4 separate regions of the Mus musculus genome follow, and regions 2, 3 and 4 are each linked to region 1. The links are chromatin loops, found by intact Hi-C in ENCODE. Cell type or tissue: left cerebral cortex. All regions are shown on one strand.

Region 1 (8,000 bases):
GGGAGCCCCACAAGATAAAACATCAGGTGCTGTGTAGATCTTCCTGTGCTCAGATTCCCATCCCTTGCTGTTGATCTCATGACACCCTATTCCTGGTTATTTTGCGGGGAAAACACATTCTCTTGACAGGGACACATCCTGTGTCTTCAACAAGACAGAGAACTTCCCCTTTCTTTTCAGCAAGATGTGAGGTCACTCTAACATAATCGACCAGAGTTGGGAATGAGAGTGTTTTCTAGCGGAAGGGAGACAGCAAGCCCTCTTCTTAGTGCTTAGTCCTTTTTTATCAAATGTTTGCAGTAACCAGGAAGACACATGCTGTCTGAGGCTTTCCTCATAAACTCTTCCAAATGGACTTGGAATTTGCTGCCATCTTCTAACTTGCTGCCAACTTTCCCTAGTTATATGAGGTTTTGTCACAGCACAACACGTTCACACCTTGCCACTGCTTAGAAATGGTACCTGACTGCCCATCTGTACTTGGAGAGGACATGATGCTGAAATCAGTCCAACTCTCTGCTTTGTTCTAGATTCATGGAGTCATGCATCTCTACCTCTAGACTACAGTATTCTTGTCTAGTTTCCATTGCCACACTAAATACATATTCATCTTATCTGGAAAAAAAAAAAAAACCACAACACAAAATGAATTGGATAAACTTTTAAGCACCTTTCCCTGAGAGCTGACCATACCTAAGAATTTTGGAAACTATTATCTATGATTCACAATCACATTTGGGGGAAATAATTTCTCCTCCTCCTTCTCCTTCTCCTTCTTCTTTGTTTTTTTTTTTTTTTAGATTTATTTATTGTAAGTACACTGTAGCTCCAGAAGAGGGCATCAGATCTTGTTACAGATTGTTGTGAGCCACCATGTGGTTGCTGGGATTTGAACTCAGGACCTTTGGAAGAGGAGTCAGTGCTCTTAACCGATGAGCCATCTCTCTAGCCACCTTCTTCTTCTTCTTCTTCTTCTTCTTCTTCTTCTTCTTCTTCTTCTTCTTCTTCTTCTTCTTCTTCTTCTTCTTCTTCTTCTCTTGGTAGCATCTGTCTTGACTCCTTCACCCATTTAAGTTCAAATAAAGAATTGACATCCAGACATATTCCTCCCCCATTGTTTAGTTAAGGGCTAATGTAGACATGGACTCCAGTCACAAGTGGAGCCTTTGTTTCGGCTGGGCCCTCAGTGGAAGGCACACCAATAGATAACAAAAGGCATCTTCCTTTTCTCTAAATCTGTTTGCTTATAAGTTGTCTGTTTGCTATTCAGGCCCTTTGGTGTAAATTCGGTGGTCTCTCTGACTATCAATGAGCTCTTCTTTGTGTCTGTGTTCTTCTTCTTACTGCTTCTAACTCCTCAGTTTCCATTAGTAAAGCCAACCATGAGGGCGTCCAGCCAACTTATCGGCTCCAGCTCTGCCAACTTTGAGTGCAGTTCTCACAAATCTGAGGAAAGTCCCCCACCCCCACACTGGGCTAGGAAGTGAGAGCACTAGAGAAAACAGATCCTCAATTCCTGGCGTTTTCTTCCATGAGGAGCACTGCTGTGTCTCTGTATTTAGCAACTTCCTTCTCAATTAATCCTACTTCCCTCCCCATACTGTATTTTTCCATTCCTCTATTCTTTCATGGAAATATTCCTGTCTTACAGAATGAGCTCTTTTGGTGTTTAGAGCACCATTTTGAATAGCTGATTCTGCCTTTTGCAAACATACTGAGCTCCATGCAAGTGGTACTAATGCAAAACAAGTGAGTATGTATTACACGGGTGTGAGGTGAGACCTAATTGTAGAAGAACGAGCTCACTCTTTCCCTTGAGTTTCACTGTCAATCAATGGTAGCGTGCTGATGCTGAAGAGCTGCATCAGTAGTGATGCCTTGCTGGCTGGCCTCCACACCACAGGACATTTCCCTTCTTAGCATTTCTCATCCAAGTCAGTAATCAGCAGGGCAAGAGTAAGATGGCTCTTCTGTTAGGAGACCAGTGTTTGGCATCAGACTAACGTCGTTTCTCTTCTGCACAGAGACTCAATCCCTTTGTGAGCAGCTCCATCCATAAAATGAGGGTGTCTGTACTGTCATATCCACCATCACAAGTGTGAGCACATGAAACCCTTGGAGAGGTAGTCTATGTAAACCCTGTGATGACTATACTATCTCTAAGCTTGACAACAGCTGTGACTCAGAAAGAGACAGTGTTAAAACTCCTTTTCCTAGAATGCATTCAAAGCTGGGAACCTACTGAAGAAAGCGATTATTTTCTCTGGCTTAATCAGGACATGTCACCTTTGCATTTTTTCTACAATGAATCAGAAACTCATTAATCAACAATGACTAAGAAGGGCCAGAGCTGTTAAAATGGAATAAATCTAAAGTGTGTGGCACATTTTCCTCTCCTGATGTGTTTCTGTTTGTCACCCATAAAGTCAAGTTTCTGACAAAGTTATATCATATGTTATACAAGTTTCTTAATTTTTTTATGAAGTCATTAATTCTTTAAAATTTATGGATATCTTAGAGTGATTAAATTTTTACATGAATGTCTTTTGGAGGCAAGCTGGTAGAAATTTTATTTTAGAACTTATTATTAGTTTCTATATTTCTAGCCTAAGGATGTCTACACTGGTTGGATCAAAAATTTCAAATACTTAGGTTTTTTTTTTTTTCATCTGTATTTTTAAGGCAAGATCTGTGTTGCCTGTTAAGTAATAAACTAAAACTTCAAATAGCCGTAAACCAAGCAAACAAAAGTTTGATTAATATAGATTGCCATCAAACATGCTAAATTAGTAAGGGACTGAAATATTTTAGAAATGATGTAGCTAGCTATGGCAGGCTCCATGAGGCAATGAATGAAAGAGACCTGTGTTTGCCATCTCCCAGTTTACCTTCCCAAGTCACTGCATGAGAGCATTCAAACATAGGACAGATTTGACTTCCATTTTTAAGCACCGATACTCAGTTTCAAATCGTACTAAGGATATAATTATTATCAACGGCCCATGATTCATCTTGGGCCTCTTGTATAAATCAGTTTTAGGTAGCAGTGGTACACTGTTTTTTGTTTTTGTTTTTATTTTTTGATACAGGGTTTCTCTGTGTAGCCCTGGCTGTCCTGGAACTCACTTCGTAAACCAGACTGACCTCAAACTCAGAAATCCACCTGCCTCTGCCTCCCAAGTGCTGGGGTTAAAGGTGTGCGCCACCACCAACCTGCACAGTGGCACACTGTATAACGATAACATTTGGTCAAGTCTAGCCTACCTAGTGATTCAATTATCACTCTCTTATCCCCCAAAGGCACCGGAGAGCGTTTATCTCATTTCTGCACACAATCAATGGATGCGCAAGAGGCTTACCAACAATTCTTTTTGGTTGCCATGTGTTCAGCTTCCAACAAATGGTTTTGTTTGTTTGTTTGTTTCTGGAGAGGGGAAAAACAAAACAAAACAAACAAAACAGAAAGAAAAGCCAACTTCTTCAAATGCAGAGGAGATCCTGACCGATCAGTTGGAATACCTACAGTCAGTCTATCTGATAACACCCCCCAGGCATTCATGCATCCCAAAGAAACAGGATACAAGCTTTTGTAATGTTGGTTGAGGACAAACGACTCACCCACAATGACAGCAGTGACCGTGAGCAGAACGAAGGCATTCCGAAACAGGTAACTCTTAACATCTTCCTTGGTGAGGCTCTGAACTTTCTTCTTGGCCAGAAGTGTCCGCTTGCGGACCCCTTGCTGCAATCTCTCCATCCTGCCCCCCATCCTAGGCTCTTCTCCGTTGCTTTTGGTCATATTTTATCTTTCTAGGAATTTATCACGTCCTTGCGTGTCAGTGTCTTGCACTTGTTCCCAGAAAGTGAATTCTCCTCTTTGGTGTTAGAGAGGACAACTAGAGCGGAATAGAAAGGAAAAAAAAAGTTATAGCCTCCTGGGCTGAGCAATCGGGACCTGCTCACAGGATGGCAGACGGTGAGTTAATTGCACGAGAATTAAAAGACGGAAGAGCTTTGGTAGCAGGCCAGATTGTATGCATTTTACTGGACTATGTGTACAAAATTAACGTAAAGTTAGAATAGATGAGCAAAAAGTTGTGTTCCTTTTCCAGTTTGCTCTATCCCCTCAATGAGTAAGGGGTTCTTCAGGGTTGGATGAGACCAAGCACCCACATTTCCACTCTGTCCTCAGAGCCTAGCCAAGTGCCTCGCACAACCCACACACTCATTAAGTGCCTGGTTGAACTAAACAGAAAAATTCCACTTGAGAACTCATGTCTTGTATGCGGTTAAAGATATATAACTATGTCAAAAAAAAAAGAGCTAACTGAGATACTGACATGTAGCCATTGGCATATGTAGTGTGAGTCTTTGGTTTCATTTATTGACTTCACAAAGAAAGAAACATGAGCCAATTAACTTGTAAATACGGCCATAAAAAGAACACAAGTGCCCAGGTGACAGTAGAAATGCAATTGAGGCTTTTACAGGGAAACCTTTCCTGTGAAGTTAGCATATTGCCCTGGGCACATCTATAAATGATCTAAAATCACAATCCATTTTCATATCATTAGAAGGTAGGAGCATGAAGCACCATCTGTGTTCAGGGCAAACCCGCAAGCCATGCGAGGAGGAGACCTTCACTGCTGTCTCCGTATTTTGAAATTTAGGATTTTGGGGATAGAGGAGGAGAGAAGCCAGCTTTCATTCCAAACATTACAGCGTGTGGTTTCTGGTTTCTTTAAAGTGCTCTTAGGTTATTTAAATACAAACGCCTAACCATTTTCCTTGCTGGCAATCAAGGGCTTCCTCCTGCCGCTGTACATGAATCCTAAGCCCTAGACTTTGGCGATGATCAGCAGCGCCTGTGGACGTGTGTATCTGGCAGAGTCGGAGCCAGCGTGTGCATCTGTGGGGGAGGTAGCTGCAACTCGCAGGCTTTCGGTAAATCCAAGGTTGGAAAAAAAAAGACTTAAGAGTTTTGACTTTTAAATAAAATTGTAGGTTGAGATCATTGATAGTAAGACCTGCAGTGTATTTAATACTTTACACTAGATTAAAAGTTTAAAGAGGGGGGATAAAGAGAGGAGAGTCCAGATTTTTTTTAAACTAATAATTCTGATGTCCTTAACCCGCCAGTTCCCCTTAAAGTACACCCGTTCAATCTTGATTTTTATTCTAGATCTCGAACGTCCGTCTACTCCCCCACCCCCAACCTCGATCGACTGAATTTCAAACCCAGAGAGGACTGGGCTTGCATAGTTAGCACACGCCGGCTGCTCTCGGTCCGAACAGGACCTTACCTACCAATATGGCTAGCTTTACTCCGGCGCTCAGCAAACAGAAAAGTGGGACGCAAAACTGAGCCCCGCGGGCTACAGAAGGCTGCGCTTACCTTTTCTGACTCTGGGATGGGAGGAAGACACCCCGGGCTACGTGGAGGTGAATTCCCCAGCAGGTAGCTCGGAGTAACAGCTTAGCGAGCGGCGGAGCAGGCTGGCCCTGACAACATGCATGTGCTCTGAAACCGCCACTTACTATCAGGCAACTTAAGAAAAGAGGAGGAGCCTGTACTGGGGAAAGGGGGAGTGGGAAAATGAAAACAGCAGGAGGAGGGGGGAGCCCGAGCTCCCCGGAATATTGATTAATCTTGGCACCACAGAAGCACGCTTTATGGCTTTGTTTTGCTCCGTAGACCACGTTCACGCCTTGTTAGTTCACTTATATTAGAAACGCAAAATCAGGACCTGAGAGAATCGAAAACTAAAGCGCTCACACACATGGACGCTGGAAGTCCGGATTAGAACGTCTGGGAGACTTCTCCAAGGCCACGTTTAATTACCTCATTTCAGGTTGCCTCCCCTTCAGGGGACGTCAGAGGGTGTTCTTTTGCCTGCTCACACAACTGTTGTAGCACCCCACCCCTTTAGCATTGGGGACATAACTGAAATTTCTTGGAAGGATCCTGAATACAATTAAGTATAGAGAGGAGAATGCTTACTGCCGCCCTCTCAACTTGTATAAAGTTACTCAAAACACAAGGTGAGACATGCCCCTGTTTTACAGTTTAAAACTCCAATATAAGGAATCTGATTGGGCTCTGGCTGCCTGCTCTGCGGACAGAAAAAGGTAAGAAACACAAAAAAATCAGGATCGCTGCCAAACTAGAAAGTAAACTCTGTTTTAAGACCAAGAGTGCAGATGCACACTCATGACTTCCAAAGGTAAGCTATTCAATTGCTTCCGTTTAAAGAATGCTGAGTGCCCCCATCCCCGTTTTCAGGAGTTAGAAAGTTCTCTTGGTTTTTGTTTTCTTGTTCTTTCTCTCTCTCCTTTTCTGTTCTCTTCCTCCATCTCTCTCTCTCTCTCTCTCTCTCTCTCTCTCTCTCTCTCTCTCTCTCTCTCTTTCTCTCTCTTCCTTCCTGTGTGTGTGTGTGTGTGTGTGTGTGTGTGTGTGTGGTGTATAGTTGGCTGGTTAGTTGGGTTTTGGGTTTTCAAGACAGGATTTCTCTGTGTAGCTCTGGCTGTCCTGGAACCAACTCTGCAGACCGAATTGGCCTTGAACTCAAAGATCCACCTGCCTGTCCCTGCCTTGCAAGTGCTAGGACTAAAGGTGTGTGCCACCATACCTAGCTTTTTGCCATTTTTCTTAAAAGGAAAACGGACTGCACAAATATACAACCTGCAAGTTAAAAAAGGAGTTGTTGAGAGTGACTTACCCCTCTCTCCTCAGTTTTAAGAACTTGTTGAGGTGAAGGAAAACGGCTCACTAGAAACATGAAAACACACCCAAGATCACAGCCCACATTCTATTTGCTGGTTCCCTAAGATCCCCACGCAAAGTCTGCTCAGTTTTCGTGTCTGTCATCCAAACACCAAAATATGTCATTTTGTTCCTCATTAGCAAATCCAGGGAGCTATGTTTTAAAAAAAAAAAAAAAAGTTCCCTGCCAGACTTAATTGTTCATGTATGTGCTTTGGAACAGCTGCTAGTTGGAAAGTAATGGTTGGTTGTAAGAGTGCCTGACCTGTCAAATTAGCAGCAATTGTAACAACTTCCTACCATAACACTACTTTAACAATTTAATGAGAATCTTCGGTCTCTTGTCAGCCTCAGCCCTCCGTGATCTTTTCTTTCCTCTTGTCCCTCAGATCCCTTAGCATCTGCATTCGATTGCTTAACACTTAATTATGTGCTGCCTTGGCCCTGTGCCCTTGATTCCCAGATCAGGTCAAGTCGGGGCTTCTCAACTCAATGATAAGTTCTTTGAGGGCAAGAGTCTGTCTTGGGCCTGATAAACAGCGAGCATTAAGCAACTCTGAAGACCGGCAGATATAATCTAAGAGATCAGATCAGATCCCTTGTTTACCACTTCCTGTGATAAACCGAAGCTCCTTGTTCCCTGTTGCTACCTCAGATGTGCATAGACCCTCATCTCAACCTGAGCCATGCCTTTGTCACGACTATGATTTGGTTTTTTTTTCCCCCTGTATATGATTTGCACTTTAAGGGTACTGGAAAGAGAAACAGGACACTTTTAAGTGGAGTCTCAGTGACACTCAAATCAATAACATTTCTGCTTTACCTTGCTCACTTTCCAAACCCAGCAAAAAAGAAGGAGGGGAAGGGGGGCCGACAAACCATTCTGGTTAGCACAGAGGAGAGCCTGTCTGGGTTTTCTCCCTTCCTCCACCCCTTCCCCTTTGGAAATCCCTACACTCTGGCTATTACCATTTTACTATTTCAATTTGTGCAAAAAACATAGGAGTCTGGTGTTCATAGAGAAAGGAAGTAATTCTCCCTTGGAAATTGTGTTGGTTGCAATAAAACCTAATGGGGGGACTGAGATGCAAAGAGTCTCAGTTCAGAGCTCATACGAAGTGCAAGGTTTGAGTCTGGGCCCAGTATTGGGAATTACTTCTTCTGCATGTACTTAAGAAAACAAAACAAAACTATAGCAGTAATGCCCTGGGGGGCAACCTGATTTGTTCTGGGTACT
Region 2 (8,000 bases), 170 kb after region 1:
AGGATTTGGCAGTAGAGCCTCCCCACGCCTGTCAGAGGGACCGAGACTCTGAGTAGACTCCAATACCTTAAATCCTTCCTTCTTCAGTGTATCGTTTTTCTGAGCTCCATCAGGGGTAAAAGCCATTGAGGAAACTCTATCAGGATAAAAGTCAGGCAGCAGATGGCAAAGTCTGAAGCAGGTGCCTGCTCTGTGACAGAGTGATCATGGAAGTCCTGTCTAGTAAAGTCACACTTGAGCAGAGTCTTGGTGGAGTGAGGATATGGATATCTTCAGAAAAAAATTTTTTAGACAGAACAGTAATCATAATGTCTTTGAATCTGGAATGTCTTCTGAATATGTGTTTAGTAAATAGTAAGCATGAATAATAATCAAGGATGATGACTACAGAGGTAGCCAAGAGGTGACCTTAGAATGTTAGATATTCTCTGAATGAGGAGGGAACTTGCTGAAGGAAGGAACACAGTCTAACCTAAGCACAGTGTGAGTCGCCTGGGCTGTTATAGTCTGCTGGGAGCAGATCATAATAGAACCATGAAGAGAAGGCTGGGCATAATCTGGGTGAGGAGAGACAGTGGTATGGCCAACACCAAGCAGTTTGATGACTTCCAGTTCCTTTGCTCTTCTCTATATATTTCATAATTAGGTTGTCTATGTTGACAAAATCCCGCAGGCTTGATCTTCAAAAACCACTTAACCTTTCTGTACCTGTTGGTTTTAAATCCTCACTTGACTAGGATGACTTCAAGCTCAAAACTAGTATTAGTAGTTAACTGAAAGGCTGGATGCGTTCCTCTATGATCAGAAGCAGAGCAAATATATCTGCTCTCACGATTTCTGCATTGTATCAGACACTGACCCAGCAGAGAGAAAATAAAATAAATGACATCCAGATGGGTAAGGAAGAGGCAAAGTATCTGAAATTGCAGCTACTATGATCTCATATACATAAAACTATAAATTAATGAAGAAGTTCAGCCAGTCTATAGGATACAAGATAAATCACAAAGCTAACTATAGTTTAATTCACTTTTTTGGTACAGTTGAATAAAAAAATCTAAAATAACTAGGAATAAAGTTAACAATCAAATTGGAAGTTTATACTATAAAAACTATAAAGTATAAAAACATATCACATTTTCACATGTGAGAAAATTTAACATTGTTAAAATTATTATACTTCAACATTTTTATGTTTTGTGTTGCAAATCCAATACAATGTCTATCAAAATTCCAGAGGGATAGAATTTGGCAAGTAGATCCTTAAGTTCATTCATAGAAAAATGCAAAAGACTTGCAATACTTAAAGCAACACCAAGAAAAAGAAAAATCATTAGAACTATCACCATCCAAGGTTATAGTGACTTGCACATTATTTTATTCTTATCTAAATAGTTTTTTTTTTTAAGGAACTTATACAGTGACAGTAGTTAGCATAGTGTGAAATGCTGACTCTAGGGATGTATGTGTGTATTTTTTAGCATAAGCACATGAAAACATGTGCCTCATCATTAGAGGAATGCAAGTCAAAAATCCCATAAACATAACACTGTGGTGCTATTAGACTAACTAGAGTTTAAAACACTATCCAAAAGATTCGGTGAAGATTAGAGCAACTGGAACTCCCATACACAGTGGTGGCAGTGGAAAACAGTGCAACTACTTTGAAAAATGAACTTGGTAATTTCTTAAGAAATTAAACATGTATCTGTCATATGGTCCAGTCATTCCATTCCGAGGTATTCACCGAAGGGAAATAAAAGCATACGTCTATGCATGGACTTGAGCATGAACATTTACAGAACTTTTATTTATAATAGCCTCAAAAAAGAAATAACCCAGTAGTATAATAAATATGGACATATTTAATCTTTGTCCTTGGTATGTAGCACAGTCTCTAAATCCTGGGGATTCTGATGATGGCATTGTCTTTTGTTAATTGCAATTGGTTTTTCTAGAATTTACCTGAGTTCATGCTAGTGAAGGGATCCTGGGTGTTGCCTCTAATATCTTCAGGATGGGACTAGTCACCAGAAAGTAAACACATGATTAAAAAATTAGAAATTGCCTGGCGTGGTGGCGCACGCCTTTAATCCCAGCATGCGGGGGGCAGAGGCAGGCGGATTTCTGAGTTCGAGGCCAGCCTGGTCTACAGAGTGAGTTCCAGGACAGCCAGGGCTACACAGAGAAACCCTGTCTCGAAAAACCAAAATAAATAAATAAATAAATAAATAAATAAATAAATAAATAAATAAATAGAAATTATAGCCTACCACCAGTACCTCTGGAGAAAATGAGAGACTAGATCTTGTCATTCAGCTGTCAAAAGTCAATGGTTTCACAGTCATGCCTGTACACTACATGTGCATAAGCATTCCTACCTAGCAAGGATATAGCTTGAATGTTGACCATTCTTCAAAGACCTATATACTAAAGACTTGTTCTCTAGGGTATTGCTATTGAGAGGTGAGGAAACCTTTAAGAGACAGTGCTTAGTGGGATTTCTCTAAGCCATTGGGAGTGTGCCCATGAAAGGGATTGTTTCTTGCTCCTTTGTTGCCTGGCCATGAGGTGGGCAGTTTGGTCTATCATACTCTCTATTCCATGGCCATCTGGCAAGATGACCAAAGGACCAAAGCAGTGGTTCATTTGATCTTGAGCTATAATTCCCTCAAACTGTGATCCAAAGTAATATTTTTCTCTCTAAATTAATTGCCTCAGGTATTTTATTACAGCAACGTAGAGCTAATGAGTAAAACCATGGATCTGAGAGCTTCTAAGTTAGTGGCTACATTGAGTTCTGGGAAGAGTGACTTGTCCCACCCTTGCTTTCCTATGTATATGTTTTTCTACTTAGTAGTTCCTCAGATGTATCTTTATAATAAAATAGCAAAGATTAATAAAATGTTTCCCAGAGATGTGTGAGGTTTTGAATACCTTGCGGGATCAGAAAAGGGAATTGTGGAAAGCCCTAAAATTTTAGGTGTCCCCAGGGAAGTGGGAGTTACCTGAGGAGATCATTTGTAAATCATGCCAGAAATTAAGGATGCCTTATAAGGCTGGATCTTTGACCTTTGAGGCCTGTGCCAGCTCTAGATAGTTAGCATTACAACTGGACTATTGGACACAATTAGTGTGAGAAACCTGGAGAATTGTCTGTAGAACCAATATATGGCTAAAGGAAAAGGTGATCCCCCCCTTCATAGCCATGATAAAGGATGGTTTCTCATACTCATGTGACCAAAGACAGATTAAGAAGACAAAAGCATAGCAAATTCATTGATCATAGTTTTAGATGATACGGAAGCCTTGAGAAAGAAGACACACAGACCCAAGACAGACTCTTCACATCTTTTACAGTATAAATAAAACATGAAATTTATCACATGCCTAAGGTGAGAACATTACTCTCTGGACTATTCATTTTTATGTCTGTGCTTAATGATGCATGGACAGCCATGTAGAAATACGATTGGACAAAAAGGTGTGACCCAAAAGTAATAAACCAAAGAGGAAACCCTCAAAGCCAGAGAGCTTCGCTTCTCCTTGACTCCCCAACTGTAGAATTTCTTCCTCTGGAGAATGGGAAAGGAACCCTCTGGTCTTCATTTCTTTAGGAACAGTTCTTACACAGAAAGATGGAATGAAGCTAAAATAATATTTTTAAAGTTTTACAGCTGCCTTTGGGAAAAAGTGATCCTGGTTTTTATAATCTGCTGTAGGGGAGAGAAATTCCTTCTCCATAGCTTGCCTAGGGGGGCAATGAAGGATGAGAGCCAGGAGGGTGGGAGAGGGTCAGGAAAACTTCTTTCCTAAGGCTTTTCTCAAGCTCTCCATTTTTGATGATCATTTTATGAATCTTATACCTACTATCTACATGTATGTGAATAGATAAGAACTCTATTTTATATAAAGCTGACAAAATACTATTTAGCAATTAAAATAGTCTATTGATATAAGATACACGTGGATGGCTAGCAAAATAAGTATACTGCATAAAAGAAGTGAGAATAAAAGATTCTCATTCTCCACAAACCCAGTTAAATTAAATTCTAAAAATTCAATTTACTCTATAGTGGCAAAAGGCAGAGTATTTGTAATCCTTGCCTCTAGCACCCCAGGCAAAGAGAAATGAGGCCATGATTTTGCATGCGTGTAGATGTTTTGAAAGTCTTGATTGTGCTGATATGACAGTTTGACAGTTTTGTACATATGTCAAATGTACCACATTACATTTAAAATATACTTAAAATATAATGCTATTCATACCACAATAAGTCTATATAAAATTTTTAGATAACTAGGATAAATTGTATTCAAGTTGAAACTCTAATTGGACATTTTGGTAGTTTTCTTTTCTTTTCTTTTCTTCACACTTTTCTTCATTTTTAAAAGTTTTCTCTCCTGAGCTTGTGTGGTAGAGAGTGAGCATAGTGGAAAAACAGCCGATGGTATGAGGACATTACACAAGACTCAGGCAATGTGATGCATTTTACAGGAAGAGTGTGAGCTAAGCGGTCCTTTGTGGGCTCATCTGGGAACCCAATCACCATTCATAACTAGGCTGGCTGTGAAAAAGATGTGCTTTCCCTTCCAAACACCGATGTTAAAATGAACTTCCATAACACTGGTGTTTTCTTTAAACTCCCTCCGCAGCAGGAACTCTTTTTTTGCTTCAGGTTTTTTCACAAGGATTCTCTTATTTCTCTGTGGGTGTTTGTTTTTCCACAGTAAAGTAGAGGAGCTCCGTAAAAACTGAAACAAGATTTTGCATGGGAAATACAGCAGATGAAGACTGAAGCTGGAGGCGTGCTCTCCTTGGTATGCTAGGAATAGCCTTTGATGTTTGTATTCACAAACAGGGCTACAAACATCGCGTCTTGTTCTGCAAATGTTGTGCCCTAGTTTAGATGGCCCTAGTGACACGCCCTAGTTTAGATGGCCCTAGTGACCGAGCAACGTGGTGGATGACGTGCCACTTCTGCCTCTTTTTTTTTTTTTTAAGATTTATTTATTTGTAAGATGTATTTATATGTAAGTACACTGTAGCTGCCCTCAGACACTCCAGAAGAGGGAGTCAGATCTCGTTATGGATGGTTGTGAGCCACCATGTGGTTGCTGGGATTTGAACTCCTGACCTTCAGAAGAGCAGTTGGGTGCTCTTACCCACTGAGCCATCTCACCAGCCCCTCTTTTTTTAATTATAAATTATTTATCAAATGATATTCCCCTTCCCAGTTACCCCTCCACAAATCTGCCATCCAATCCCTCCTCTTCTTCCCCCCACCTTTATGAAGGTGCTCCTTCACCCACTCACCCACTCCTACACTAGAGTGGTAACTCTAGTGCTCTCCTTCACTGGGGCATCAGACTTTCACAGGACCAAAGTCCTCCCCTCCCACTGATGTCAGATAAGGCCATACTCTGCTACATATGTATCTGGAGCCATGAGGCCCTCCATGTATACTCTTTGGTTCGTGGTTTAGTTTATCGGAGCTCTGGATGGTCTGGTTGCAATCCCCTTCAGCTCCTTCAGTTCATCCCCTAGATCTTCAAGTGCCACTTCTGCACACAGTCTTCCTTAGCCCCTCAGCCTTCAGGGTTCCCATTGTCACATGAGATCTTATGTCATCAGAAGCCCCACTAAGTCTATCCTATACCCACCAGACTTGAGCCAACAGCCATTTTCCACCCAAGTTCTAACCTTGTGTGCAGGGCAATGATACACAAAGCAAAAAACTTTTAAAAGTTTCTATAGTTCAAACATAGCACTTACCATGTACTAGAACCACAATTTCTCGATGGGGAGGTGCAGCTTAGTGGGAAGGGTTTGGTTTACATGGGTAGAGACTTGTGGATGGCTTACCTGTTCCATTGTGAGTTCTCACATTTTCCCCTCCTTGGGTATAAACTATAAGAATGGTTCTAATACGTCATGGAGGGGACAGTAGCTAAGTCTGACTGTGTTTAGAGTTGCTACAGTCAAGACAGAGATTCTTCTGTTACACTGGAATAAGGAGCACTGAGTTTACATGGTTGTTGCAATAGTTTATTCACATTTACAAAGATAAAATTATTTTTCTACTATTTATTTCCTTGGAAGCCTCACACTCAAATACATCCTGTTCATATCCTGGTCTATTGAACATAGCTCAACCTAACTGATAGACCTTTGTCTCTGAGAACCCAGAACTGACTTTGTTTTCTCCTTGTGATATTGTTGTTGTTTGAGACAGCATTTCTCTCTATAGCCGTAACTATTATGGAACTCCCTCTAAAGACAAGGCTGGTCTTGAACTCAACTGCCTCTGCCTCCCAAGTGTTGTGATTAAAGGTGTGTACCACCATGCTAGGCTTCTGTGATATTCCCATACACACTTATTACACTGTATATAGCTGTCTTTTACAACTTCAAGGGCTCTTCCTTCTAATACCCTTCTCACCCCTTTTCATCCCCTAACACTAGATAGGAGAGGGAAAAGGATAGAAAGGAAAGGAGGTGACATTATCGTTAGACTATTTAGTCATGATTAGGGGTGTCAAGTTCCTTGGGGCAAGTTTGATGTTCACCATCAGGATATTTAATTTCTTCTTCTTTCTTCTTTACATATGACTATATAACAAACTGTTACCAACAGCAACCAACATCCAACCAACAACCCGATTTGCCTCTCAGGGCTCTAGCATTTGTATACCCTTTGAAAAGTCCCCAGAATTCCAAATGTTACACAATCACAGAAGTGATCTGTCACTGGCAAAATCACATTTGTGCTAGAGCACGGGGCAAATCATAGTCAGCTGCTGTGGACAATCTGAAGCAGCTCCATGTCCCGCACCTTAAGAAAGCTTTTCCCTATAATATTTCTGTGTTTTTTAAAGAAATCCAAATCCAAAATTGTCAGTACAATTGTACGTCAGAGCAACATTTAGCTCTTTCTTGCTGAGCTTGCTCCACCATCTATCAGTTCTGGCTACCAAATGCCCCTTAAGTAAACACATCATTTAAAGGAAATGGATGGAGCAATCATGGAATAGCCCAAGAGGTTTCTCATTACTTAATACCACCATGCTATCACTTTGCAAATCTCCTAAAGTGCAAAATGAAAATCTAATTTCACAATTATATTAAGTAGTGCAGTTTCATAATTCCCAGTGTGAAGACAACCTTCAAAAGAAAAGAAATATCTTTTTCAGGTAATTCATCTGACAGAGGGTTCATATGGAGAGTATAAAAAGAACTCCAAAGTTTAAACACACACACACACACACACACACACACACACACACACACACACACACACACATACACATACACACTCTCTCTCTCTCTCTCTCTCTCTCTCTCTCTCTCTCTCTCTCTCAAACTAATCAATAAATGGGCAAAGTAATAGAATAGACAACCCTCAAAATAGGTATGGTCTATAAATACATAAAATGTTTAGCATTCTCAGCCCCTTTGGGAAATGTAGACTAAACCAGGTCTTGGATTTCATCTTAACCCAGTTGTAATGGTTGTACTTGAGATAACAAACAACAAATGTAGGCAAACTTTCTGAGAAGAAAAGAAAACCCCTTTATGTGTACACTGTTGATGCCAATTAAATCAATGCTGCCATTATGGTGGCTGCGCTGTGGAACTCCTGATTGCTATGGTAACTTACACTATGGTGTTTCCTCAAAAAAATATTAAAATTTGACCAACCACATGAGCCAGCTATACCAATCCTGGGTTGTCATGGTCAATCTTGGTTGTCAACTTGACTGGAACTGGAATCAGCTCAGAGACATGCCTCTGGGTGTGTCTGTAAAGACATTTTTTAGAAGAATGAACAGAGAGGGAACGATTCTCCTCTAGAGTGGGCAGCACCCTCAGGTGTCAGACTGATATAAAAAAAGACAGAAGTCTGAGAAAAAAGCAGGGGAGAGTGGATAGGAAAAGTAATGGGAGGATGGGAGTTAGCACAGTCATTAATTGCATGTATGAGGATCTGAGTGCAAAC
Region 3 (8,000 bases), 76 kb before region 1:
GCTTTAGTAGCAAATCTCCTGGTTCCCACCAGGGAAGGTTTGACTGGCTTTTCCATTTCCCCTTGGCTGGGAGGTGGGGGTGGGGGACAGCAGTGGGAAGGGGGCCGGCAGAGGGGGAGGTCACTGGCACACAGAGGGACAGTTTTGTTCCCTGGGAGACTCTGGGAGAGGAAGCTGGGTGGTCTCCCCGGAGTGTCGAATTATGCGCTTCACAAAACCACCATGCAGCGCAGGGCTGCTGAGAGAGAGCCAGCACTGACAAAAGCATCGCAGACACTGGCAGGGGAATCTGCTCTGCCCCGGTGCAGCGCCCGGAGCCCCTCCAGAAGAGCTCTGTCAGATTTCGGAGAGTCTGGTTTCCAGCCTCCCTCCCAGAAGACAGCAGTTCTTGCAGCTTCTCGCGGGCTTGCTTCCATCCATCCATCACATCTGCGGACCGCGAAGCCTCTCTGTCTTCACTGGCCCGTTTCGTTATAAACATTTCAAGAGCCGTCCAGAGTGCCAAGAACTGAGCTGAGAATTTGATGAACACACATGTATATAAATGATGTATATGTGTCCCGTTTATTCATTTACCACTTCTGCAAAGTGAATAATTACATACATCCGAGATAAAGAAGTTGAACTTCTTTATGTGCCATTTAACTAGCGCTCACTTCATGAGCATTCCTTTTAACATGGTAACTCAATGAGAAAGCTGGTTTGGGGATGGCGACTTTATCTGACCTCCACAGGTACAGAAGGGATCACCGAGGTCCAGCGACTTTTGCAAGCCGATTGAGAAGTCAGGTATATTATGACATAGATTAACCAATTGGGTCCAGATTTGGGATTAAACAACATCTGAAGGTCTTTAAGTTTCAGGAAACATTTCTCTCTCTCTCTTTTTTCTCCCCACCCCTTTCTCTCTCTCAGGTTGAGACATGATCTCATTAGGTAGTCCTAACTGGTTTCAATCTTGTGGTACTTTGGCCTCAACCTGCTGAAGTATAAGGACAGGCATAAGTTTACTATGCCTGGCGTGACATTTTCCTTAGGACAGCTGTGCTTTCTGTTTGTTTGGCATAGTTCTCCTAGGTTTAAAAGCAAGCCGGCTTTGGGATCCTGTTGTTTGAATGCAGTGGCTCTGGGTGGTAGTCTTCAGATAGGTGTTCCTGGCCGAGACCGTTTTGATCAGCTCAGTGCTCCCAGCTGAGCTGATTCTAAATGGTTTTTATTTTCTCTTGCAATGGCTATGTCTCCAAGCTCCTGTCTGGGCATTTTCAGGACTCAATAAATTTCCCCAAACTTACACAGTTAGAGAAAGCGCTCCTAAGTTGCCACCTGATGCCATTTCCCATTAGATTGATGGCGGTCTTGAAATCGGCTATGGACCCACCATCTCCTAGGTGGGAGACAGTGTCTCTACTTGTTCCTTCTGCTGTCCCAGTTGGACCCTGCTTCCCACGCCATCATACCTGGCTTAATGTAGGGGCTTTTGTGGAATGACTGCCATTTGGAATCTGGAAAAGATTTTGAAAAAAAAAAATTCCCCATTTCCCTCTTTACAGCTCCTGGAAAATTGGTCACGTTTGAACAGGACAATAGGGCAGACACATAGGTACTTTTCTAAAAGACACCCTCAAGTAAAGGGGAAAATGTGCTATCTCTTAAAAGCAATGCCAGAGACATGTCTGTATTTTAATGGGTTACAGAGAATGTTCTATGTGGAGTAGGGATGGAGAGGGGATGGGGGAAGAGAAGAGGAGAGTGAGAGAGAGAAGCAGATGCCAGCTTTAAAGTACTTCAAGTACAGATAAGCTAAACACCATTTAATTTATTTAAGACAGTTGCGTGGAGCCTCAAAAGTGATTCATCAGGCTTTTAAATGGTGGCCACAAGATTTACAAGGACATAATCAGTGATAATATTACCAGGACAAAGAAACTGTAGGAAATTCTAGATGTGGGAGTTTTAAAGAATGTTTTTGCTTTCACTTAGCAATTAAAAATTGAAGTGGTTATAACAAAAACTCCCCTCCCCCAACACATATTTTTCCCATATTATGTCCACTGTACTAAGGCAAATAGGAATTATTTTCTATTTTTCACTTCACTTGTATGTGGGCTTCCCATATTATCAAATAATAGAACTTCCAGTGTCTTCCATTTCATAATCACTGTATTATTTATTTAATTCTTACACTAAGACAATATTTGTTCCTTACCTGAAGTTAAAGTTTAATGGGCTGCCATATTTTATGTGATAACCCTTCCTTCAGAGTTAGAACTTAGTGAAAGAAGAATGTCCTGAAACCCAAGGCTGGAGTAGCAGTTGTGTGGGCTGGACAGCTCTGTCCTAGGTTGGAAGGGGTTGCCATGTTGTCTTCAGAGTGCAAGTGTGTGTCTGAGAAAGTATGGGAGAATGAGAGTCCTCTGTAGTCTATAATCTACAGTCTAGAGCCGTGATTCTCAACCTAATTCTAATTCCTAGTCCTGTAACCCCTGTGTTGTGGTGACCCCCAATCATAAAGTTGGTTGCTACTTTATAACTGTGATGTTGCTACTGTTAGAATCATAATCTATGTGTTTTCTGCTGGCCCTAGGCAGCTCTTATGAAAAGGTCGTTTGACCCTCACAAGGGGTCATGACCCACAGGTTGTCAAGGATCTCCGAGAGGTGATGGGAGAGAAAAGCTGAAGGGTCCCTAGGAAAATGAAGCCTTTCTGAGAGACCTTGCATAGATAAGGTGACCGAGGGAACCAAGAAAGGAGAGCCTTTGGGGATTTTAAGCCACTAGATGGTTTATACAGATTGAGCCCATTAAGCCCTCCTGTTATTGCACTTTAGAATTAGGTGTAGCTCAGGTGACTTCTCAGGTGGCAAACCAGAGCATTCTCTGTGGTGGTCCTGGCTGGGCTCCTCCCCCCCAATACCCCCCACCTTTAGGCACAGTGGATGTTCTCATCACTTCTTAGGACACAACTCACCCGTTCCCTTCCCTCCCCGTTCCCTTTTTGTGGGCTTATTCATTCAGAGTGTGCCCCAGTCGTAGCACTCAGCTGCCCTGGCCCCGAGAGAAGGCCACACAGAGCTAGGCATTGTTGATCCAGATCTGGGACCACCCGGGTGGGAGCAGTGGAAACACAACCTAGTAACACAGAGGCCTCATGACTGACAGCAGCTTCGGGTCAAGTGCCCTGCAGGCTGCCCGGAAAGAGGCCCTGCATTCCGGGGGCCCCATCGGGGTCTCCTCCACAAAGCCCCATCCAGAGGGAAACAAACCCTCCCTCCAAGCTCCCTTCAGACTCTATGCTAGAATCCCTGTGCTAGAATCCCGTCCACCTCCCTTGAATACAGGAAAAGGAAAACAAGGACCTTAACTTCTGAGGGCCTAGAAACTTAAAGAAAATGTGGTGTGTGTGTGTGTGTGTGTGTGTGTGAGAGAGAGAGAGAGGGAGAGAGAGAGAACAACCAACAAAACAGAAACAACAAACAACAACCAAAACAAACAAAAAAAACTAAATATATTTACTTAGTAACAGTAGAAAATGTTAGCCTACTGTTTTTTTCATAGTTCTGTTTATGAACAGACTTATGAGCACCCATGTGGGGATATTGACCTCTTTCCTTCTCATTCTGGTCAGACTGGGACTGAGATTCCCTGCTCCACAGACACAATGGCCCCGGCCAGTCTCACACAGTCCAGCTTCTTAAGATGGCTCCGTGGCCTTCACAAACTAACTCCACCTTAGGTGTAGAGTGCAGAGAAATTGGCTAAGAAACAAATACATTCTAGTAGTGGGTTGACTTCCTCTGTGCTTCCCAGATCACTTTCCAACATCTAGAATATTCCACAGGCTTGCGGATATTGATCTCTTGTTGATAACTGAGTTTTGTTCTCTCTGTTTTGAGCCATCTCCATCCTATTCCCAGACTGGCTACGTGAGTATCGTCTATGCCTTAGAAAAAGATTCAAATACATTGATTTTTAAAAGAAACCTCCTATAGGAAAACTGATAAAAATTAAGAAAAATGCAAACGTGCTAAATTTTATATTATCAAACATGAGTCATTCTACTGAAGTCTTCCTAAGGATGGCCTACCCTCTGCAAGCTCTATTTAGGAAACTTGTCTGTAGGTGACTGCCCCCTGCTGGTAGCCAGCGAGATTAAAGGCTATACAGCTAGAACTTCAAGCTGGAGGTTTTGTGATATTGCTCACCAGTTCTTTTATTACGAAGCTTGAAGGAGAATAGTCTCCCATAAGTGGTTATTAGTAACCGGGGCTGCTTTGAAATGCCTTTTGGGATCCAATCCCGTCCTTTCTCTAAATGGCAGCGGTAATAACAGAGATAAAGCTATTTAATTTGAAGGTCAGACAGGACAATCACTGTTTGAAAGAGCCCCATGGTAGAGTTCTGCTTTTCTAAGCCCAACACAGAAATGATCCCTTTTATATGTGAAATCAGAATCTGACCTGGGCAACCAAGTGCAAGTGTCGGAGCACCATGACTCCCTCATCTCCTCCTCCTTTTGACTCCTGTTTTAAGAGATTGAGCATGTCATTACATATTGCCTCATGGCTGACATCCCCAGCTGATTCTGCCAAGATTTTACTGCCCAGAGAGGCATCTTTCTCTAACACTTCTTGAGCTCACTACCATATGTCCATCAACGGGGAAAAGAATAAATAACATACAAATGTATTAATGTAAAACTATTTTTTCTTTATTGAAAATACATCTACAAAGTGAAGTTTCCCAGTCCACAGTGGGTACACACATAGGCAGAGCCCGGGATGGACCAGCAAAAGGATCACCCTTGTGAATCTGTTTCTGTAAGAAATGGTTAGTATAAAAAATATCACACCGGGTAAACAGCATTAATTTGATGCGATTAAGGTCTGTTCAACTAGTGTCGAAAAATGACTGCCACATAGATTAACCTCTGTAGTGTATTTCCCAAATAGAGCTTGCCATTAAATGATTACTCCCCCGCAGCCTAGTGTTAACCTTTCTATACATGGGATGCTCAGGATCTCTAGAAATTATCTCTAACTGTAGACTGGGAGATGCCATTCTAGATGCTCAGTCTGTTAGCATAATTATGTCCATTCATCATTTTCGCTCAGAAAGTCTGAAGCAGCTGGTACTGTCAGATGGCTCTCACTGAGTATCTTTGATTGGATATTCCTAAGGGAGTGAATATAATCTCTTTTAAACCTGGGAGCTGCCTCGCCTGAAAAGAATTCTCCTGCTGTGTTTTCTTCCATCCTCAGTGATGTTATCCTCATGCTGATTCATCTGTCTTTTTTTTTTTTTTTTTTTGGTAGGGACATAAACAAGCACACTCCACTCTAGATGAGACTTTTGAATGATTTGTCAAGAGACATCTCTATACAAAAAAGAGTATGTTGTTTTTGTCATCCTAAGAACGCCTGGTTAAAATAGTAAAAACAAAACAAATAAAAAAACCAAAAAAAAAAAATCTTTTTCAGAAATGAGACCATCCACCCAGCGTATGGATCTGTCCCAGAGATGTGGTTGGTTGGACTGGGAGATGAGGAGGAAGTGGTGTTATGACGTCGTTTCTTTGGGGGCTGATTAGGGACTGAAGAGGAAGTGTTTAGGCTAACAGAAAAAGGGTTGAGATATAGCTCTCCATTTTAGTCTTTAAAGAAAACCAACTTTTCCTGATCTTTCAAAGAATCCTCCCTTTTGTAATGTTGGCCATACTCTATTCTTTCTCCACTCTTTAGTGTTCCACACTAAGACTTGAGCACACTTGCTAGTCTTCTCTTTATTTCCTAGACATCTAATTGAAGAGACTGTCTTCCCTTGGATTTGGGAAGTGTACCCCAGAAGGGAGGGCCTCTAGTATTGGAAAACAAAACAGGACAATAGGCCTTCTAGGATGGCCTTCCACCTGTCTACTGATAGAACGAACATTTTGAACCCAGGATCTAGTGAGCCACACACAGCCTGCCCCTAGAGAGAAATGTCCATTCCCAATAAGTGTCCTGTCTGAGATCCTCATGGTGTACAGGGGCAGGGTCCTTCCTGATGTTCCAGAAGTTTGGGCTAGAGAGGCCTGTCTAGGAGTCACTCATTTTCCGGATGAGAACACTGAGGCCAATGGATGAGACAAGGCTCACTCTAGACCATTTGGGAGCCTCACTCTCCGCTCCTCCTCACAGCTGTGCTGTGTGCATGTGGGGATTGCCCTGATGCTGACAAAGTCAGGGCAGGAGTCAGAAGAAATGGGAACCTCTCAGCTACTCAATGGGTAACTGATAATTGCTCATCAAGTTGTAATGTTTTAAGATTAAAACTCAGTTGCATTCTGAAGGATTTTTACATCTTGAAAGTTGATTTTAAAACTTTTTTTTTCGGTAGCCTATCATTTGCTTAATTCTTTTACTTACAGAGCAATGGCACAGGATCGTTTGCCACCTAAATTGGTAATATCGAAACTGTGTTTGATTGTAGTAGCTTACTTGGTAAGAATAATATGAAATGACTTAAAATTTTCAAATGTAGGCTAAAACCGATAGGTTTGGGCTGCTGCAGAGCCCTCCTTTGTGTTTGGCCGTTTTCCAATCCTATCAGAGTAGGGAGGAAAGAGGAGCTCACTGGGAAAGTGAGCCCAGGGAGATGGATACATTGTAGAACAGTTTCCAACACTTGGTGCTTAAGAAAGCACTTCTCTGTCCGTCTACATCTTGGTTTCGCTGTCTGCCACGGGTTTCTCCGGTTCATTGTCCTGGGCAATCAGCTGATACGGCTTCTTCATTTCGTTCTCCTCAATCACCGAGTTCCCCATTTCAACATCTCGGTTCTTCAGTTCATGTCGGGACAAGTGCTCGACAATCCCTGCTCCGAGGGAGTCACCCAGTACGTTGGTGGTGGTTCGGAGGCGGTCCCTGCAGGTGAGGCAGGCAGGAAGGAAAAGAGAGGGTCCCATGAAAACCACTAGATCCCAGCACCTATCGTGAGTTGGCTGGAGAAGGCTTTAGAAGGATCTTTTAGGGGCTGGAGAGATGGCTCAGTGGTTAAGAGCACTGACTGCTCTTCTAGAGGTCCTGAGTTCAATTCCCAGCAACCACATGGTGCCTCATAACCATCTGTAATGAGATCTGACGCCCTCTTCTGGAGTGTCTGAAGACAGCTACAGTGTACTTACATATAATAAATAAATAAATCTTAAAAAAAAAAGAAGTATCTTTTAAGTTCTGGGTAATGTAATAGTGGAATGATTTCATACTTGGACCCACAACACCTACAACTAATCACAAGTAAGTGATTAGTTTCCAGCTATTTAGTGTGACTATAAACAGAAGGTGAACAGTGAGGACCTCCCCCCCCCCCCCCATGTGTGTGTGTGTGCTCGAGCACCCGCACACGCTCTATGTGTGCATGTACATATGTGTGGAAGCCAGAAGTGTGGTCTTTAATTATTCTCCACTTTGTTTTGAAATAAGGTGTCTCACTGGAGATTTAGCTAGATTGGCTTGCTAGCCGTTCCAAAGGGTCCTCTTGCTTCCCTCTGCCTTTCCAGTGCCAATGTTGGAGATTTATAGGTGTGTGACATTGTGCTCTGCTCTTTTTACATGGGCACTGTTCCGAGGCTGGAACTCAAGCCCTCATGCACACATCATGCAACCATACCAAATGAGTCATTTCCCCAGTCCTCTTTCCTGAGTTTATTTAACATTTTCTCTTTCTTTCATTCACCTTCCATTGTACTAACAGTTCTCAAAGCATGGGACAGAGTCTCCTTGGAGAAGCGTGCTGGGATAAAAACTATTTTTATACTAATACTATGGGCTCATTTGTTCCTTTTACTCTTTTTAAAAAAAGGATTTATTTATGTATGTATATGAGCATGCTATTTCTGACACACCAGAAGAGGGCTTCAGATCCAATTACAGATGGTTGTGAGCCACCACGTGGTTGCTGAGAATTGAACTCAGGACCTCTGGAAGTGCTCTTAACTGCTGAGCCATCTCTCCAGCCCCTCT
Region 4 (8,000 bases), 73 kb after region 1:
CATCCTGACACTTGATCTGTAGACCAGGCTGGCTTTGAACTCAGATCTGTCAGCCTCTACCTTTCATCTGCTGAGATTAAAGGTGTGCACCACCATCATCCTATTTTATTTTCTTAACAGATGGTTCTTGTGACAGTTAATCTTAATTGCCAACTTTATGGGACTTAGTATTACCATGCAAACACACCTCTGGGCATGTTTGTGAGGAATTTTTTAGATTAGATTAATTGAGATGTGAAGACCCACACTAGATGTGGGTGGCATAATTCCACGGACTGGGGTCCTTAGCTGAATGAAAAAAGGGGAAAGAGCTAAACAGTAGAATTCATTGGTTTTTTTTGTTTGTTTGTTTGTTTGTTTGTTTTGTTTTTTTGTTTTTTTTTGCTTCCTGACTGCATATCAATGTGTCCAGGTGTCTCAAGTTCCTGTTGCCATAACCTCTCTGTCACAACGAAGGGACTCTCACACTGTGAATCAAAATAAATCCTTCCTTAAGTTGCTTTCCCAGGTGTTTTTTGATGTCAACATGTAGAGTAGCAAATACAATCCTTTTATTTCACACTCTCTCTGTTATTCGCTTGCTCGCGGAGTCTTTGTTATATGCTGAGCTCAGCACTCTAGCACAGCCCTAGCTCTGATGGGTGAGGTAAGCTCCTTGCCCTTAGGATGCTTGTTGTAAGATTAAACATGGTTGGATTGTTTCAGAAAACGGGGGGGGGTGATGGAACTGAGGGTGATTAGCATGGTTGTGAGGACTACTGAGCGCATTAGGTTAGGTGTTTGGGAACTTGAAGGTGTTTGATATGAAGTGTAGGAGCCTCTAAAGATGTCCCTATCCTGATGTGCAGAACCTGGAGAATTTAAGAGAAATTTTGAGATGATAGATGGCATTAATACAAGAAGACAATAGACTGTCTGGGGCCAAGCTATTTACAAAGATTCCCAAAAGGGAAGCAGAAAAAGTCAGGATGATCATAGGACTTGGTTCATCATTGCTACCTTTAGGGAGAAGAAGGAGTCAAAGAATAAGGGAGGTTTTCAGTATCTTGAAAAGTCCAGGAAATATATTCTGAAGACCCTTAGAGTCTTCAGAAGGATTACAGCTCTGCCAACCTTTTGACTTAAGCCCTGTGAGAATTATTTTGGACTTGTGAACTCTAAAACTGTAGTATACTAATACATTTGTAGTATATTTGTACTACATTTGTATTACATTTATAATACATTAATATTATTCAAGCCATTAAATTTGTGGTGATTTTTTTTTATAACAGCAAGAGAAAAAGAATACAGGAGGAATTGGATTCGTCATGTGAGTGACAAGAAAGACTCAGTCCAATCATGAGTCAGAGCATTCCAGACAGATGGAACAACAACAACAACAAAAAAGACCAAAAAAAAGAAAAAAAAAAAGAAAAGAAAAAAGAAAAGGAAGGAAGGAAGGAAGGGAGGAAGGAAGGGAGGGAGGGAGGGAGGGAGGGAGGGAGGGAGGGAGGGAGGGAGGAAGGGAGGGAGGGAGGGAGGGAGGGAGGGAGGGAGGAAGGAAGGAAGGAAGGGAGGAAGGAGAGGGAGTGATACAGACTGAATCTGGAGAGTAAGCAAAGGTCTATGACAGCAGTTCTCAACCTGTGGGTCATGACCCCTTTGGGTATCAAATGACCCTTCATTTGATATCAGATATTTATGCTACAATTAACAACAGTAGCAAAATTATAGTTACGAAGTAGCAACAAAATAATTTTATAGTTAGGGTCACCACAGCATGAGGAACTGAATTAAAGGATCAGGGCCTTAGGGAGGTTGAGAATCACTGTCCTATGACATAAAGTCTTGTTGTCTATGATAATGAACTTGGGTCTTATTTTAAACATGCTTGGAATATTCTGAAGAATTTTAAGTATGTGATTATTTAAGATGAATTGTCTGTGTGGGAGATTAGCTATAGAGAAGAAAAACAGTGCCAAGAAGACTTCCAAAAAGGTGGAATGATGCCCTTTGAGACATGAACTTGGAGAAAGCCATGGGCAAACAGAAGGTGAGATCGAGGTGGGCTACCAGGGCAAGATGCAATCATTCATCTCCTACAGAAGCTTCCTGTCTCCCCTGCAGATTCCAAGTTGTAGTCTTTCTCCATCCTTCATCTCACTAAATAGTGTCCAAGGAGATAGGACTTAGTTAACAGGAGACATATCTGGTGGTATACCTTGGATGATGTCTGAGGTCATGAGGTTAAAGGGGAACAAAATTCCCTGGTCCAGAGTGGTATCCTTAATGAAGGGCACTACATGGGTCTGGAGGGTGACTCTGTGGATAAAAGGTTTTGTTTTGCAATTAAGGCAAGCTGCATTCTGACTTCCACAACTCGAAAGCCGGCTGTAGCTATATCTGCAACCCCAATTCTGGCAGAATAGGATTCTGCGGGTTCACTGGCCAGCCAGTTTAGTCTCAACAGACAGCTCTAGGTTCAATGGGTACTCTATGTCAAAAAACAAACAAACAAACAAACAAACAAACAAACCAAGATGGAGGGTAGTGAAGAAGACATCTGACGTTGACCTCTGACCTCCACACATGCATGCCTGGGTGAGCACAGCCACACCTAATGCACACGGAAGAAAGTCATTCTCTCTCAATTCCAATCAAGCTAGAGTTGGTCCTACCAGTGCAGCTAGGAATGCTGACTGATCGACTTCCTCTCCTTGACACTGGATAAGTGATGTCTTGCTTTATGCTATTTGGCTTCTGTTATTACAAATAATTAATACCAGATAAATTTGGGCCATGATAAATGCTACAATAATCTATTCAGGGCAAAATACTGAATGCTGTGTGAAACATTAAAAATTGCATTTTTTTTTTCTGCTAAGACTCTGAAACTTCAAAGGCAGCCTGATCATTGTACAGGGAAAAGAGTTTTCTTGGAGCGTGGCCAACAAGACTTTGCCTTATTCAATTGTTTCTGAATTAACCTTACTTAATCATCTCTGATGCCTTTGCACTTGGGCCTCCCTGTAGCACGAAGTGCTTCTTTGACCAGACTGTCCAAAGCGTGCTACAGGAGGTCACGTAAACATAAATTGAAATGGGGTGGCTGTCCTTTGTGGACAACCATTATTTCTGCCGGATTCTGACTGATTTATTGAGAGCCCAGAATTCCAGGCATCCTTCAGAAGATAGCCTTAACTAAACCTGTCAGTATAGAAACTGCAGGATTAAAACCCAGAGTCTAGATTCCCTCAGCACATGGAGAAAATGAGTCTGTGGGAGACACCGACTTACGTGAGGGTCCACTATGAATCAGAGGCAAGGTCAAGGCAAGCAAAAGCCCTGGTCAAGAAAAACCCAGGACGCCCTTGGCAGACTCATGTTTAAAGAGAGACACAAAGACCTCTACCTTTTTCTTTCTACTCCTGGGTCCCGTTGATGAAATCAACACAGAGACAGAATTTAAAATGGCCTTCCTACCAGGAAGTGAGCACATTGGGCTTTGGGGTAAGGAGGATTGCCTGAAAGTCGCCCCCACTTGTGAAGAAATCTCTCCCCCTTTCATGGTTCTTCCCTGAACTCCAGAGTCAGTCAAATGTATTTCTCCCCGGGGTCCTTTAGTCTTTGCTTAATGAGACTGCTGGTTGCCGAGGGTGGGATCGACATTCAGTTCTGCACAGCTTGTATTCATCTTCCTGAGAAAGGACATTGCACAAGAAAGGATTGCCAAGGGCAACCGTGGTGGCATTTCTGAGAGAGCGGTGGCATTCCCCACAGTGAGAGGAAAGGCCGACTGTTCACTGGCGGATGGAGGGTGGTGGAGGCAGGAGGCAGGACTCCCAGAGGAACTATAACGCTCTTACACTACCAGACCTTTGGTTCTTGTTTTGTAACCACCCCGGGGTCTGGTTTGCAGGACACTGGAGCCAAGTTTCGGTTGGAGGGAAATTCGTGGGGAGTAAAAATCGCTGGGTCGCAAGAGAGTTAGAACATCTCAATTGCCTTCACGGACCAAACACTGCCAGCTTCAGACACCCAAATGGATTCGTCATTGAGTCCACGGCCGAGAAACCCAGGTCTTTGACTTGCCCGTAGTAAGGGCCCGAACAATGCTCTTAAAGGCTCAGCATACAGTAACTTGGACTACAACTTGCTGAGCGTGTGGCCTGAAGGCAGGGTAGCTGGCAAGTTGGACGGAGTCAGTCCTCATGCCTCAGACCAGAAGCAAAGAAAATGGACTCCCAGCTCTTTGGCCTGTGTATTGCTCGGGGAGACAGTGGGCAAAGGAGCTGTTGCTCCGTGAGGTTGGCACTTTTGGTGGCTCCGGCTAAGTTCCAGCCATGCTTTGCTCCCTAACTCAGTGCTCCGTCTTTGTCCAAACCCCACATTTTCTCTTGGAAAAGAAAGGCCTCCTAGATGCATATGACAGGGTACGCATTGTTTGGGGTGAGGGCTTTTTTTTTTTTTTTTTTTCTAACCAAGCTGGATCGTTCTTCAGCTTCAAACTTTAAACACAGAGTCACAGTTTACAGAAAAACCCTCCGAATTAGAAAGGAAACCTCACGTTCTGGTTGAGGCCTAATTGACATTCAAAATAAACTGCACGTTTTGAAAGCCTGCGGTTTAATGTGCTTTGACGTCTGTATTCACTACTTGATTGTGGTGACATCATCACGGCCTAATGAACGCATTCATCACTTCCTCCACGAATTTCTCTCGGGCTCCTTTGCAGTCAACCCTGTCCCCCTTTCCTGACCCAGCCTATGCGCCCCCAAAATCTCCAGGCAATGTATATCAGCTTCTCTTCATGTTAGTCTTCATTTTCTAGAGGCTTATCTAAGTAGACTCTTATAGTACATACTCTTTCTCTGCTCTGGTCTCTTCCAATGAGCTTTATGGGTTTCTTGCTTTCAAAAAAGTGGCCCGCTTAGTTGAAGCCGCTGAAATCATTGCTGTAGCGTTGCACATAGCACACCCTTACTATTGTTTTACTATCTGGAGATCTGGAGATGCAGATGTCTTTATGTTCCTATAATAGTGATCTCAGTCTTCTCCATTACATCTCCAGTTTTCCTGAATAAAGAGGGCCGTCAGTATTACTGACTTTTTCAAGCCCAAAAGCTCTTGCCTTCACACATTTTTCCCTTCTGTTTTTCTGTTAATTGACCTTTGTGTGGATATTTACTATTTTCTTTGGTTTCTCTCCCTCCCTCCCTCCCTCCCTCCCTCCCTCCCTCCCTCCCTCCCTCCCTCCCTCCCTCCCTCCCTCCCTCCCTCCTCCTTCCCTCCCTCCCTCCCTCCTCCTTCCCTCCCTCCCTTCCTCCTTCCCTCCCTCCCTCCCTCCCTCCCTCCCTCCCTCCCTCCCTCTCTTCCTCTCTTCCTCTCTTCCTCTCTTCCTCTCTTCCTCTCTTCCTCTCTTCCTCTCTTCCTCTCTTTCTTTCTTTCTTTCTTTCTTTCTTTCTTTCTTTCTTTCTTTCTTTCTTTCTTTCTCCAGTTTCTTAAGATGGGAGTTGAAGTCACTGACTTGAGAACTTTCCACTTTCTGACAGAAGTAGCTACTGATGCATGTCAGAAGAAAAATGGCTCACTTCCCCCTCTGAGACCCTAAAGGTGTGGGTGTTTGTTTCCATCTGTGAGTAAGCAACTGATGCTGGAGGAGACAGGCTGTGTGTGCTCTGAACCAATCCAGTCTGGATCCTTTCTACCTAGTGATGATGTCAGATCCCACCAGCTAAGGGCTCAGTCCCAGGACTGGCCCCACTCCAGATGCCAGTTTCAAGCCCGAGTTTCTAATCCATCAGCTACAAATTAGGATTCCCTGACCCCATTCTTGAACTAGATTAACTTGCATGACTGGACCACACAGCTCAAGGAAGTACATTTGCTAGTTTAAAATAGAGTGTTACAAAGAATGACGAGGAAGAGGTGCATAGGATGAAGTGAGGAGGAGAAGGAGAAGGGAGAAGGAGGGTGATGCCTCCTTTGCACATACCCTACACACCAGGGGCCTCTCCATTTTCAATTATGCAGAAGCTCTCTGTAGCATCCTTCTCAGGTTCCCTGTGAGACTCACTGTGAATGTGAGTGATGTAATGTGTGTGTGATGCTCTAGGGAGCACAGGGAAGCCTGCAAAGGCCTTTCTGCTTCTTGGCCTCTGTCCCACTGAACTCCATCCAGGACATAAGCAAGGGCTCTGCGGGTAGAGGAAGGTCTAAGACTTATTCTCAGGCAAGGATAGACAAGCTGTCTCGAGTGAGGCTATGCCAGTGCCTGGCAAATACAGAAGTGGATGCTCACAGTCATCTATAGGATGGAACACAGGGCCCCCAATGGAGGAGCTAGAGAAAATACCCAAGGAGCTGAAGGGGTCTGCAACCCTATAGGTGGAAGAACAATATGAACTAACCAGTACCCCCAGAGCTCGTATCTCTAGCTGCATATGTAGCAGAAGATGGCCTAGTCGGCCATCATTGGGAAGAGAGGCCCCTTGGTCTTGCAAAGATTATATGCCCCAGTACAGGGGAACGCCAGGGCCAAGAAGTGGGAGTGGGTGGGTAGGGGAGCAGGGCGGGGAGAGGGTATAGGAAACTTTCGGGATAGCATTTGAAATGTAAATAAATAAAATATCTAATAAATGCTAAAAAAGAGATTATTTTAAAAAAATTACGTATCCATCTTTTTTTTTTTTTATCTCATGTGTATTTGTGTTTTGCCTACATGTATTTTTGTGTACCACTTGTGTGCCTGGAGTATACAGAAGCCAGAAGTGGACACTGGATGTTATAGATATAGTTCCAGAAATTGAACTGTTGTTATAGATGGCTGTTAGATGCCATGTGGGTGCTGGGTAGAGAATTCTGGTTCTTTAGAAAAGCAGCCAGTGTTCTTAACTACTTAAGCCATCTCTTCAGTCCCTCAGAGATTTCCTTTATGGCCAACTCCAATACAGAAAGGTGTGTGTGTGTGTGTGTGTGTGTGTGTGTGTGTGTGTGTGTGTGTACATGCAAGTGTATACACATGCCTGCCTGCCTGTCTCTTACCTTCCTGCATGTTTGCCTGCCTTTCTGTCTGTCTGTCTGTCTGTCTGTCTGTCTGTCTCTGTGTGTATATATTTGTATTAGAGTTTGTATGACTTGCCTTGGAGAAGAGAAAATTTAGTTTCTCTGACCTGTCTTGGGGGAGGAAATTATATACTAGGAGCCATAGACAAAACACATTTTTTTCCTTGAGAGATAGATATTGAAATCTGTAAATTTAAGTATTAATTATGGATTTAGAAAAGTTTGCCCTTTGGGTAACTTAGAGGCAGCTATTCCCACTGGCTCCTTGTATCCCAAGATCCCAGAAAATTTAGCTTGACAAATATTCATTGCCTTTTCGTTATCCTCTCACCAGCTGTCTTAGTAAGGGTTTCTAGTGCTGTGAGGAGACACATGAGCGTGGCAGCTCTTATAAAGGGAAACATTTAATAGGGGCTGGCTTACAGTTTAGAGGTTTAGGCCATTGCCATCATAGAGGGAAGCATGGCAGTGTGCAGGCAGACATGATGCTGGAGAAGGAGTTAAGAGTTCTTTATCTGGATTGGCAGGTAGCAGGAAGAGACAATGAGCCATCAGGCCTGGCTTGAGCTTCTGAAACCTCAAAACCTACCCCCAGTGACATATTTCCTCCAACAAGACCACACCTCCTAAGAGCACCACTCCCTATGAGCCTCTGAGGACCATTTTCATTGAAATCACCTATTGTAATGTTTCTTAGTATCATCTTGCCCTTGAAACTCTTTGTACCTGAGTCCATATGTCAGTCCAAACTAGGCAGGTACAGGAAAAAAAGATAGATATATAATTTTTTAAAAGAAATCACATCTGAAATACATGTCCTGTTAAAACAAGACTATCAGAAAGAAAGCTGCAAGCTCCTTCAACAAGGCTGTGGGGCTGGACTGTAATGGGATTCCTGGCAAGGAGACTGTTTTCTAAATGTCTCAAAGGAAAGGAGTATGAGATCATCAAAG

What was found. A loop is a pair of places that touch in the nucleus more often than their neighbours do. Peaks named below come from ENCODE experiments on the same cell type or tissue, not always from the same donor. Only the 100,000 strongest peaks of a DNase experiment are listed, where the experiment ranks them.
Region 2: it touches region 1 in a loop (2.3-fold over the local background); 5 of 42 quality-filtered maps call a loop at or near these places.
Region 3: it touches region 1 in a loop (3-fold over the local background); 4 of 42 quality-filtered maps call a loop at or near these places.
Region 4: it touches region 1 in a loop (1.9-fold over the local background); 2 of 42 quality-filtered maps call a loop at or near these places.

What each region holds. Positions count from the first base shown.
Region 1 is chr15:8,704,944-8,712,943 of GRCm38, forward strand. Slc1a3 (solute carrier family 1 (glial high affinity glutamate transporter), member 3) reads right to left here and starts at 5,864. Exons shown (of 10, transcript NM_148938.3): 1 at 5,396-5,864; 2 at 3,619-3,896. The coding sequence starts at 3,799. It overlaps Gm31340 (a long non-coding RNA gene), which reads left to right and starts at 6,083. Exons shown (of 5, transcript XR_383822.2): 1 at 6,083-6,129. In left cerebral cortex, a CTCF peak has its summit at 844 (motif pointing right); DNase peaks (open chromatin) are centred at 1,412, 2,127, 4,835, 5,525 and 1 more place; H3K4me3 peaks cover 4,143 bases; H3K27ac peaks cover 3,560 bases.
Region 2 is chr15:8,870,554-8,878,553 of GRCm38, forward strand. No RefSeq gene overlaps it. Among named protein-coding and RNA genes, the nearest start is that of Ranbp3l, 93 kb to the right of the region's middle. In left cerebral cortex, no CTCF peak of the experiment used is centred here; a DNase peak (open chromatin) is centred at 4,700; H3K4me3 peaks cover 232 bases; H3K27ac peaks cover 201 bases.
Region 3 is chr15:8,629,438-8,637,437 of GRCm38, forward strand. Slc1a3 (solute carrier family 1 (glial high affinity glutamate transporter), member 3) reads right to left here. Exons shown (of 10, transcript NM_148938.3): 10 at 4,687-6,902. The coding sequence ends at 6,695. Among named protein-coding and RNA genes, the nearest start is that of Gm46508, 51 kb to the left of the region's middle. In left cerebral cortex, a CTCF peak has its summit at 4,142 (motif pointing left); DNase peaks (open chromatin) are centred at 216, 383, 3,077, 4,141 and 2 more places; H3K4me3 peaks cover 649 bases; H3K27ac peaks cover 303 bases.
Region 4 is chr15:8,777,649-8,785,648 of GRCm38, forward strand. All of the region lies in intron 2 of Gm31340 (a long non-coding RNA gene), which reads left to right. Among named protein-coding and RNA genes, the nearest start is that of Gm31340, 71 kb to the left of the region's middle. In left cerebral cortex, no CTCF peak of the experiment used is centred here; a DNase peak (open chromatin) is centred at 3,754; H3K27ac peaks cover 319 bases.